2 separate regions of the Homo sapiens genome follow, and region 2 is linked to region 1. A link is a contact called in ENCODE Hi-C or POLR2A ChIA-PET data. All regions are on one chromosome and are shown on one strand. Each heading gives the region's core, a stretch centred on a gene start or an enhancer-like site at or near the end of the contact. The rest is flanking DNA. Distances are from core to core; before and after follow the strand shown.

Region 1 (5,804 bases), core at 804-3,303:
TCAGGGAATCCCTTGGGTTTTTGCTCCTTTTCTTACTCCTCTGCCTTCAGGCAATATTCACCTAAAGTTTCCCCCTCCAGGGATATGGTAGAAAAAGTAAAGACAAAAACTGGGTGCCTGCCGGGCGCGATGGCTCATACCTGCAACCCCAGCACTTAGAGAGGCCAAAGCGGATGGATTGCTTGAGCCCAAGAGTTGGGAGACCAGCCTGGGTGACATAGTGTGACCTAGTCTCTCTCTTTTTTAAGACAGGATCTTACTCTGTCGCCCAGGCTGGTGCAGTTCACTGCAACCTCCGCCTCCCGGATTCAAATGATCCTCCCACCTCCCTAGTATTACTGCGAGGACCACAGGCACCCGCCATCACTCCATTCACTCCAGGCTGGAGTGCAGTAGCACGATCTCAGCTCACTGTAACCTCCGTTTTCCGGGTTCAAGCGATTCTTGTGCCTCATCCTCCCGAGTACCTGGAATTACAGACACGTGCCACCACACCTGGCTAACTTTCGTATTTTTTGTAGATACGAGGTTTCGCCATGTTGCCCAGGCTGCTCTTGAACTCCTGGCCTCAAGCGATCCTCCCACCTCGGCCTCCCAAAGTGCTGAAATTACTAGCGCGAGCCACCACACGGGGCCAAGACCTTGTCTACACACACACACACCCCTTTTTAATTAGCCGGGTGTGGTGGCGAGCGCCCCTGGTCCCAGCTACTCAGGAGGCTGAGGCAGAAGGATCGCTTGAGCCCAGGAGACTGAAGCTACAGTGAGCCGTGACCGCGCCACTGTACTCCAGCCGGTGGGACAGAGCGAGACCCTATCTCAAAACACACACACACACCCCCCAAAACCAACTGGGTGTCAGTCACAGCTATCTCTGTAACTTTGCCTAAATTCCTTTATCAATAAAGGCAAATACACACGCCAGGCCTCCTTCACGAGGTTATCTGAAGTCTAATGCAAATGAGAAAAGCCGACCAACTGTCAGGTGCTGCCCAAATCTAAGATCCATCAAGTGATGGGTTCAGTCAAAGCTCAAAACCAACAGGAAAGGTCGTGGCCAAGCACACTGCAGTCACTCAATAAACAAAGGTCAAATAAGGAATACTGTTCTCCAATAATGGGGTGAAGAGGAGAACCAGGCTGCCCAGATCCAACAATGTCCCTGCACGATTCCTGACAGGTAACTCCCCGTCTCTGGGCCTTCTTTCCCCCTACGTGTACAATAAGGCTTTGACAATGAAGGCTTCTAATTACTGCTACATTAAGACAGGCAGACTCTGAGAGACCAGAGTGCCTTAAGCTGCAATGTCATGAAAAGTGCACGAGACCAGAGGGTAGGCACTGGACGGGGAGGCAAAGGCACAGAGGTCTGGTTTGAGCAGCCCTCTTGTGAGCAGTGTGACCTTGGCCAACTCCCTTCCCGCAAACCCCTTCCTCCCGTCTTCATCTGTACGCCTGGCCTGAAGGCTGGGGTTGCAGCAGAGCCGGAGCCGCCAGTGCGCCCGCCTGAAGCGTGGGCCAGCTCGCTGCTGCCTCGCCCCCACCCCACCCCACCTCACCCCAACCCAGCCCGAGGAGACCCACGCTCTTCCGCAAGCGAGGGATGGACCCCTTCCGGATGCAGAACGTGCCAGGACAGCAGTTTCGATTTCCTAAGGAGAAGGCTTACTTCCCCCGGCGTCCCGGCACCGCCGGCAATCAAGAGCCTCCCGTGCTGCCCTCGGGGCCCCGCGGCTGCACGCAGCACCGGCGCGGGACCTGCCAGCCCGGCTCCGCAGCCGGCCGCAGTCCCGCGGGGTCGGCATCGCGGGAGGGACGTTGTCATAGGAACCGCGCTCCGGACCCCGGCCCGAGAAGCTCCGGAGAGGCTAGACAGGAAGGCTCGCGAGACCCGCGGAGCCCCCATGCAACCACGCCCGGCCTTCCCCTCCCACGGCAGCTTCGCACGGCCAGCAGCGCCCCCACAGCTCCGTGTCTTCCCGCGCGGCTCCACAAAAAAACCCTACCTTCCGCCATGTCTGGCCCGGCACTGCCTGCAACCTCGCGAGAAGTGCGCGGCTCAACCGGGGCGGTGCGGAACGGAATCACCAAGTCTCGCGAGAATCGCGGGAGGCGCGGCAAAAGGCGGAGCCGAGGGTAGGAAAGTGGGTGAATGAAAGCGGAGGGGGTTGCTGGACTCTGGGGGAAGCGGAGAGCCGGGTTTCTTTTTACCGGGTATTTTTGAGGCTCGAGATTTATTAAGCACTGACTGAGCCCTGTCATATTCCACGTCCTTGGCAGGGCACCGAAAAGGATGACACAACGAATGCAGACTACTCTGGAGAAGCTTGGCAATGAGAGGGTCGAGAGAGGGGGTTTGTTGGTCCTTAGGTTTGTAAAGAAAGGAGAGGCTGGGAGAAAGGAGTCAGTGGAGAGGTCCCTGGGGAGGTAGGATGCTCTGCATGCGATGCAGAACTCAGGAAAACGGATTAAATTTAGACTAGAGGCAGGTCACCTGTTATTCCACTAAAACGGTAGGAAACAAGAACATGCGTGCAGATATATAGGGGGGAAGAAAATCAGGGAGATCGTTTGATGACATCGATTTTATGGGTGAAGTTATGAGACAAGGAAGGAGACCAAGAAGAGCAAAGAAACTTTGGAAGAGGACGCTGAAGTTGGAAGGCCTGGTTTCATGTGCCTCATGTATGTGTTGATGGATCACTTTTTTCTAGAACTCAGCCACCAGGCTGCAGTAGCAGATATTTTGAATTATAGCATTTATCCAGGGCTTGGGATTGCATTGCCCAAAATAAATTGAGGGTGCTATGAGACGACAGCCCAGGCCATCAAACGTGGGATACAGACTGGCTAGGGACTGATGGAGGAGCCACGAAACTGCAGGTCTCTGATAATTGAAGGCCAGTGCAGTGCAGGCAATGTTGTGAGAGCTTGGTGGTTAAAGTGGCAAACAGGTTCATAGTGAAGTAGCACTAGGAGATGAGAAAAGTCCAGGACAGGCCGGGCGTGGTGGCTCACGCCTGTAATCCCAGCACTTTGGGAGGCCGAGGAGGGTGAATCACCTGAAGTCTAGAGCTCAAGACCAGCCTGGCCAACATGGTGAAACCCCGTCTCTACTAAAAATACAGAAATTAGCCGGGCGTGGTGGTGCATGCCTGTAATCCCAGCTACTCGGGAGGCTGGGGCAGTAGAATCGCTTGAACCCGGGAGGCAGAGGTTGCAGTGAGCCAAGATTGTGCCACTGCACTCCAGCCTGGGCAACAGAGTGAGACTCTGTCTCAAAAAAAAAAAAAAAAAGTCCAGGACAGAGCCACGGAATAGAGTGGCTGAAGTGGAAGTGAGAAGGCAGGAAAATTAGATGTTGGGATTTAGAGGTAGGAAAGGAAAGGAGCATCAGGAGCTAAAATCTTTGGTGAATGTGGGGAGGACTATACGATTAGTTAAGACAATTGCAAAATGGAGGGCTAAACAGTAACATAGCTGAATAGCATGAGACCTTTCTTGTTTTTTGTTTTTTTTTTTTTTCAGAGATGGAGTCTCTGTTGGCCAGGTTGGTCTTGAACTCCTAGTCTCAAGCAGTCCTCCCACCCCAACCTCGCAAAGTACTGAAATTACAAGCATGAGCCACCATGCCCGGCCCAGCATGAGACCTTTCAAAAAAGACTTTTACTCAAGGGAGAATCAAAAGAATGCATCAATAGTTCAGGATTGCAGGGAAAGTGGTGGCCTTGGAGGACAGCCAGGAGTAAGAGACAAAAGGTTGGAAGGAAGGATCTGAATTAGCTATACCTGGTGGTGCAGGCTTTTAGTTGTCGCTACTTGGGAGGCTGAGGCTGAGGCTGGAGAATTGCTTGAGTCCAGGAGTTTGGGACTGCAGTGAGCTCTATCCTGCCGCTGCACTGCAGCCTGGGTGACAGAGCAAGACTCTGTCTCTAAAATTAAATAAGAAAAAGAAAAGAAATTTAAAAAGAAGAATCTGAGAACAGAATAAGAGTGTCAGAAACGAAAAGGAGGATTTAAAGTTGGAGAAGCTTTAGGTGCTGTTAAGGATAAGCATTAGTGGGTAGTGAGGTGGAGTGGAGGAGGAATTTGGAGCTTAGATCGTGGGAACATAGAGTCAAGCACTGAATTTTTGAGGAAGAGTAGGAATTCTGGCTGCCAGGTACCTGGGAGATGAGAGACGGTGTTGAAACGTGTAAGCCTTTTTGTTGTGGCAGGAGACGAAAGGCACGAAGATGGTAGGGGAGAACTTTCCCTACCATGGGAAGGCCATCGCTTAAAGCGTCCCTGTCTGTTGAGAATGGTTTATAGGGGTGCCCAATGGTGAGTCTTTGGGGCCTTCAGAGTGGCCAGGCAGGCCAGGCTCCTCTGGATGCAAGCAGCCTCATCTTTTTATGGTGGAGTACCCTGCGAATATTGCCTGGGCCATAACGTAAAAGCAACATGAAAGTTGTTGTAAAGTACTGTCACAGCTGACTCCCGATTTTGCATGATGACTATCGTTACCTCAGCAGCACCAGCCTAGGGTCTGGAATATAGCAGGCACTCAAAATGTTTGATGAGGTGTTTCCACTGTGTGCTATTCTGGGAATTAAGAGACCTGAGTTCAAGTTTGGCTCTGCAGCTACTTGCTGTGTTGATGATGGGCAAGTCCTTGCAAGCCTTATGCTGCATCTCAGATTCTACCTATTTGACGAAGAACTTGGACTAGAATCCATGGTTCCTAAAGATTTGGAGGGCCATGACCCCCTTTGAGAATTTGATGAAAACCAGAGACCCTCTCCGTTTGAGTAGCACACAAATGTGTGCCGTTTCAGTGTGCTTGGACTGGATGGCCATGATCAAAGAACAACTCGCCTGAAGGGATTGATCAACTCGGGGGCTTGACTGCCTCCTCATCACAACCTCGCTCTAAGGAGCCCTCTACCAGAGGATAAAGTACCCATCTTAGAAATGACTTAACGGTATCCCTGGGCCCTTGTCTGGTTTTTTTTGTTGTTTTTTTTTTTGGTTTTTTTTTTTGAGATGGAGTCTTGCTCTGTTGCCCAGGCTGGAGTGCAGTGGTGCGATCTTGGTCCACTGCAACCTCCGCCTCCCGGGCCCAAGCGATTCTCCTGCCTCAGCCTCCCGAGTAGCTGGGATTACAGGCACACGCCACCACGCCCAGCTAATTGTTTATTCTTAGTAGAGACGGGGGTTTCACCATATTGGCCAGGCTGGTCTCGAACTCCTGACCTCGTGACCCACCCACTTCGGCCTCCCAAAGTGCTGGGATTACAGGCGTGAGCCACCACGCCCGGCCAGCCCTTGTCTTTTGAGGGGACTCTTACTGACCTGTAACCCCTGAGTTAGAGAGAAGGTAGTAAAGCCTATGAAATAAAGCACTCATAGTACTCAGTAAACTACAGCACCCACCAGGTTTGGATGGAGCTATAACATTAGCTATAACCAGAAATACAGACGTCTTGAAAAAGCTGAGCACTGGAGCATGGTCCATTTTAGACCCACTTCAGGTTTTGCAGTCAGATTCAGAGGGACTTAGTGTGGTGCTGTCTCAGACAAGGAACATGAAGAACAGGAAGGGAATAAATGCTGTCTACCGTAGCTTCAAGAGCACAGGGGAACAGACTCAGGAGGCAGTGCGGTATCATGGCAGGGCAGGAAGAGGAGGACACCTCCAGTGCTAGTCCGATGAATTGGGTCAAGCACCGGTCTCAACACATCCACGCTCTGTGAGCTCTGGTTTCCTCACCTGTGAAGAAGGGCTAATAACACCCAGTATGCAAGGCAGGCGGTGGAACCGA
Region 2 (5,411 bases), core at 2,518-5,017, 540 kb before region 1:
TATTTCATAAGAAGCTGACTCACTCAAAGGTCACAAAGGCAGCGATGGCAGAGCCAAGATCAGAAGTGTTAAGGCTGAAAACAGGAAGAGGGCAACAGAATGTCTGTGGAGGTGCTCAAAGGTTAGGCACAATTTTCCTTGGGCACTACTCAGAAGCCAGCCAGGAATTACCTTAGTTCTGTGGTTCTCTGCATTCAGTCCCTCATATAGAGATTTGTTGAAAGATATTTCACCAAGGATCTGCAGTTCAGTTACATCTTTTAGTAACTAGAAGATGGGGAAAGGAATGAGGGAAACAAAACATATTTTAGACATGAACTCACTGTGTTTGAACAGCCTTCACCACCTTTCCCTTTAAAGGTATTCCTGGGCTTAGTTAATGGCCCTAACGTACACAACACTACATAAAGTTACCCAAACAAGACATCTGCAGTTATTCTTCAACTTCCTTTTTTTTTTTTTTTGAGATGGAGTTTCGCTCTTTCGCCCAGGCTGGAGTGAAGTGGTGCGATCTCGGCTCACTGCAACCTCCACCCCGTCAGGTTCAAGCGATTCTCCTGCCTTAGCCTCCCGAGTAGCTGGAATTATGGGCATGTGCCACCATGCCAGGCTAATTTTTGTATTTTTAGTAGAGATGGGGTTTTGCCATGTTGGCCAGGCTTGTCTCGAACTCCTGACCTCAGATGATCTACCCACCTCGGCCTCCCAAAGTGCTGGGATTACAGGCGTGAGCTGCCGCGCCTGGCCTTTTCTTCAACTTCTTTTCCCTTGTGCCATCCAAAGTCAGTTCTTGACTGACTGACTTATTTTTGAGACAGGATCTCGCTCTGTCACCCATGCTGGAGTGCAATGGCATGATCATGGGTCACTATAGCCTCAACCTTCCAGGCTCAAGTGATCCTCCCACCTCAGTCTCCTGAGTAGCTGAGACCACAGGTGCACCCCACCACACTGGGCTAATTTTTGTATTTTTTGTAGAGATGGGGTTTTACCATGTTGCCCAGGCTGGTCTCAAACTCCTGGGCTCAAGCAATCCACCCACCTTAGCCTCCCACAGTGCTGAGATTACAGGCATGAGCCACCACACCCAGCTTATTCATTTTATTTAACGTAAGAGATTTTTCCTTTTTTTTTTTTTTTTTTTTTTTTTTTTTGAGACAAGGTCTCACTCTGTTACTCGGGCCGGAATGGAGTGGCTCAATCATAGCTCACTGAAGCTTCAAATTCCTGGGCTCAAACGATACTCCTGCCTCAGCCTCCCAAGTAGCTGGGACTACAGGCATGAGCCACCATGCGTGGCTAATTTATGTATTTATTTATTTTTAAGAAATGGGGTTTCACTATGCTGCCCAGGCTGATCTTGAACTCCTGGCCTCAAGCAATCCTCCCGCCTCAGCCTCCCAAAGTGTTGGGATGACAGATGTGAGCCACCACACTCACAATTCTTTTTTTTTAAATTATTTCTTGTATCTGTCCCTTTCTTTTCCACCCCCATTGCTACTTCTTCAGTTGAGACCTCACAAATGTCACCTGGATCACTGTAAAACATTAAACTTGATCACTTGATCACTAGTTCCCACTTTAGAATAAGTGATCAGGGAAGGCCTCTCTAAGAAAATAACACGTGTGGCCGGGTGTGGTGGCTCATGCCTGTAATCCCAGCACTTCGGGAGGCTGAGGTGGGTAGATCATCTGAGGTCAGGAGTTCAAGACCAGCCTGACCAACACGATGAAACCCCATCTCTACTAAAAATACAAAATTAGCCGGGCGTGGTGGCTCACGCCTGTAATCCCAGCACTTTGGGAGGCCAAGGAGGGCGGATCACCTGAGGTCAGGAGTTCAAGACCAGCCTCACCAACATGGAGAAACCCCATCTCTACTAAAAATACAAAATTAGCCGGGTATGGTGGCGCATACCTGTAATCCCAGCTACTTGGGAGGCTGAGGCAGGAGAATCGCTTGAACCCGGGAGGCGGAGGTTGCAGTGAGCCGAGATCGTGCCATTGCACAACAAGAGCGAAACTCCGTCTTGAAAGAAAGAAAAGAAAAGAAAAGAACACCTAGGTCGGGTGCGGTGGCTCACGCCTGTAATCCCAGCACTTTGGGAGGCTGAGGCGGGCGATCACCTGAGGTCAGGAGTTCGAGACCAGCCTGGCCAACATGGTGAAACCCCCTCTCTACTAAAAATACAAAAATTAGCTGGGCGTGGTCGCCGGCGCCTGTAATCCCAGCTACTCGGGAGGCTGAGGCAGGAGAATCACTTGAACCCGGGAGGCGGAGGTTGCAGTGAGTAGAGATCGTGCCACTGCACTCCAGCCCGGGTGACAGAGCAAGACTCCATCTAAAAAAAAAAAAAAAAAAAAGAAAAGAACACCTGAGCTAAATTTAAGAAGAAACCACCTACGTCAGGACCTAGAGGAAGAGCAGTGTCAAGCAAAGGAACAGCAAGTACAAAGTCTTGTGGCCAGAATAATGCTGTACTGGCGAGCTAGAAGAATAGGACAGAATAACCCGATTATAAAAGGGGCAGTGGGAGAGAAAGGCGAGTACTAGGAGATGAAGTTGAAGAATTAAGCAGAGACCAGATCAAGTACTGCCTTGCTCTGGCCATGAAAAAAGTATGGATTTTAGTCTAAGTGTGCTCAAGCATCAGTTTTGTTTGTTTGTTATTTTTAATAAGCAGGGGAATGGCACAATCTAATGTCTGCTCTTAGAAGACGGATAGCTGTTACGTGGGAATTATTTGTAAAGAATGTGGGAAAAGCAGAGGCAAGAAAGGCAGGCCGAAGGTTATTGCAACAGCCCTGGCAAGAAAGGGTAGCTTGAATTACAACGGCAGTGGAAATGGAGAGAAGTGAATGGGTTTAGGATATATTTTGGCCCTGAAATGGCAGGGCTTGCTGCTGGAATAGACGTGGGGATGTAGGAAAGAGGAGTCACAGGTAATCCCTCGAGTTCCTTGTACTGTAACTGGAGTATATCTCCCTCCTGAGGGTAGCTAAGGAACGGGTTGGGACAGAGGGTTGGTTTTTTGCACCAAAAGATCTATTTTGGACATGGACATGTTATGCAAAGATGCTATTATCTCTTCTAGGGGCGATGCCCGTGAGCAACTGGATAATCAAATCTGGAGCATTTCAGTCTCAAACACCTCCTCAGAGTGATCCCAGGAGATCTCTGCAGCCACGGTGACATTTTCTTTATCTGAAGCGATGACACAGCTCACTGAATGCCATTCTTCCACATGCTGGAAAAGCGAGGTCTAGTGAACACAATTCCTTTCCGTGCGGAAAGTCTGAAATCTTTTTAACACTTCGGACACAGAGCATCGTAAGGTCCCAGAATAGAGGGTGTGAGCAATTTCAGCGCTCACCTCGGCCCAAGCGAAGCTCCAGCGGGAGCAATTGAGACCCAGGGACGAAGCTAGGGAGGGCCTGGCAGCCCCCGGCACTGGCCGGCAGGGGTAACCCAGGAAAAACAGTCTCCTGGCCTCTCGTTACCCGCTTCAGGCCCTCCGCCCTCCCCTGGCCTCTCGGGACGGCCGCGCTTACCTGAACCGAACTGTACGCACAAGCGCGCTCCTGACTCCAGGTGCACACCGTGGAGGCCTGAAACGAGAGCCATGACCGCGACGCGCTGAACAAACCAAGCCGCCAGTTTTCCGTCCCGTCCCGGCCCCGGCCCTGGCGAGGTGCGCATGCGCAGGGCCGGGAGCTAGGACCCCGCGGCAGGCGGGCGCGTCCGCGTCGCACGGAAGTCTCGCGATGTTTGCGTTTGAACCTCTTGGCGGGTGCCGGCCATGGCGGCTTCGCTCCCGGGACCTGGGAGCCGGCTTTTCCGCACATATGGGGCTGCGGACGGCAGGAGACAGCGGCGGCCGGGCCGGGAAGCCGCGCAGTGGTTCCCGCCGCAGGACCGGAGGCGTTTCTTCAACAGCAGCGGCAGCAGCGACGCCAGCATCGGCGACCCCTCGCAGTCCGACGATCCTGACGATCCCGACGACCCCGACTTCCCCGGCAGCCCGGTGAGGCGGCGGCGGAGGCGTCCCGGCGGCCGAGTGCCCAAGGACCGGCCCAGCCTGACCGTGACCCCAAAGCGCTGGAAGCTGCGAGCTCGCCCAAGCCTAACCGTGACCCCAAGACGCCTGGGGCTGCGAGCTCGGCCCCCGCAGAAGTGCAGCACACCCTGCGGCCCGCTCCGACTTCCGCCCTTCCCCAGCCGCGACTCCGGCCGCCTCAGCCCGGACCTCAGCGTGTGCGGCCAGCCCAGGGACGGCGACGAGCTGGGCATCAGTGCCTCCCTGTTCAGCTCTCTGGCCTCGCCCTGCCCCGGGTCCCCAACGCCAAGGGACAGTGTCATCTCGATCGGCACCTCCGCCTGTCTGGTTGCAGCCTCAGCCGTCCCGAGCGGCCTCCACCTCCCAGAAGTCTCCCTGGACCGAGCATCTCTCCCCTGCTCCCAGGAGGAAGCGACAGGAGGAGCCAAGGACACCAGGATGGTCCACCAAACCCGCGCCAGCCTCAGGTCAGTTCTCTTTGGCCTTATGAACTCAGGAACCCCTGAGGATTCTGAGTTTCGGGCAGATGGGAAGAATATGAGAGAGTCCTGCTGTAAAAGGAAACTGGTGGTGGGAAATGGACCAGAGGGTCCAGGTCTGTCAAGCACAGGCAAGAGGAGGGCCACAGGCCAGGACTCTTGTCAAGAGAGAGGGCTTCAAGAGGCCGTCCGGAGAGAGCATCAGGAGGCCAGTGTTCCCAAGGGCCGCATTGTGCCAAGGGGAATAGACAGGCTGGAGAGAACTAGATCAAGCCGGAAGAGCAAACATCAGGAGGCAACGGAAACCTCTCTCCTCCATTCCCACCGCTTTAAAAAGGGCCAAAAGCTGGGAAAAGATTCGTTCCCCACCCAGGACCTGACTCCTTTACAGAATGTCTGCTTTTGGACCAAAACCAGGGCTTCCTTCAGTTTCCACAAGAAGAAAATTGTGACTGATGTGTCAGAGGTCTGCAGCATCTATACCACTGCCACTTCTCTCTCTGGATCCCTCCTATCAGAATGTTCAAACCGGCCTGTCATGAACAGAACAAGTGGTGCTCCGTCCTCTTGGCACTCCTCCTCTATGTATTTGCTAAGCCCCTTAAACACTCTAAGTATTTCAAACAAAAAGGCATCTGATGCTGAAAAGGTTTATGGGGAATGCAGTCAGAAGGGTCCTGTCCCCTTTAGCCATTGCCTTCCCACAGAAAAACTGCAACGCTGTGAGAAGATTGGGGAAGGGGTGTTTGGCGAAGTGTTTCAAACAATTGCTGATCACACACCCGTAGCCATAAAAATCATTGCTATTGAAGGACCAGATTTAGTCAATGGATCCCATCAGAAAACCTTTGAGGAAATCCTGCCAGAGATCATC

Evidence for each region. Hi-C counts contacts between places; a loop is a spot of excess contacts on that map. ChIA-PET counts read pairs that join two places held with the same protein, here RNA polymerase II (POLR2A). Pooled maps may share reads with other maps.
Region 2: a loop to region 1 is called in a map of CD8-positive, alpha-beta T cell, with 16 times the contacts of the local background. The contact joins the promoter of HASPIN here to the promoter of ANKFY1 in region 1. A Hi-C loop is called at or near these places in 1 of 168 maps with a recorded cell type or tissue (CD8-positive, alpha-beta T cell) and 5 of 50 pooled maps. POLR2A ChIA-PET finds 5 or more read pairs at or near these places in 1 of 52 experiments (activated CD8-positive, alpha-beta T cell).

What each region holds. Positions count from the first base shown.
Region 1 is chr17:4,261,926-4,267,729 of GRCh38, forward strand. ANKFY1 (ankyrin repeat and FYVE domain containing 1) reads right to left here and starts at 2,054. Exons shown (of 25, transcript NM_001330063.2): 1 at 2,007-2,054. The coding sequence starts at 2,016. RefSeq lists a silencer at 1,351-1,500 and an enhancer at 2,151-2,240.
Region 2 is chr17:3,720,136-3,725,546 of GRCh38, forward strand. HASPIN (histone H3 associated protein kinase) reads left to right here and starts at 3,768. Exons shown (of 1, transcript NM_031965.2): 1 at 3,768-5,411. The coding sequence starts at 3,801. ITGAE (integrin subunit alpha E) reads right to left here. Exons shown (of 31, transcript NM_002208.5): 27 at 3,553-3,609; 28 at 3,153-3,248; 29 at 172-267. It also overlaps a transcript of P2RX5 not described here. RefSeq lists a silencer at 3,669-3,828 and an enhancer at 3,698-4,453.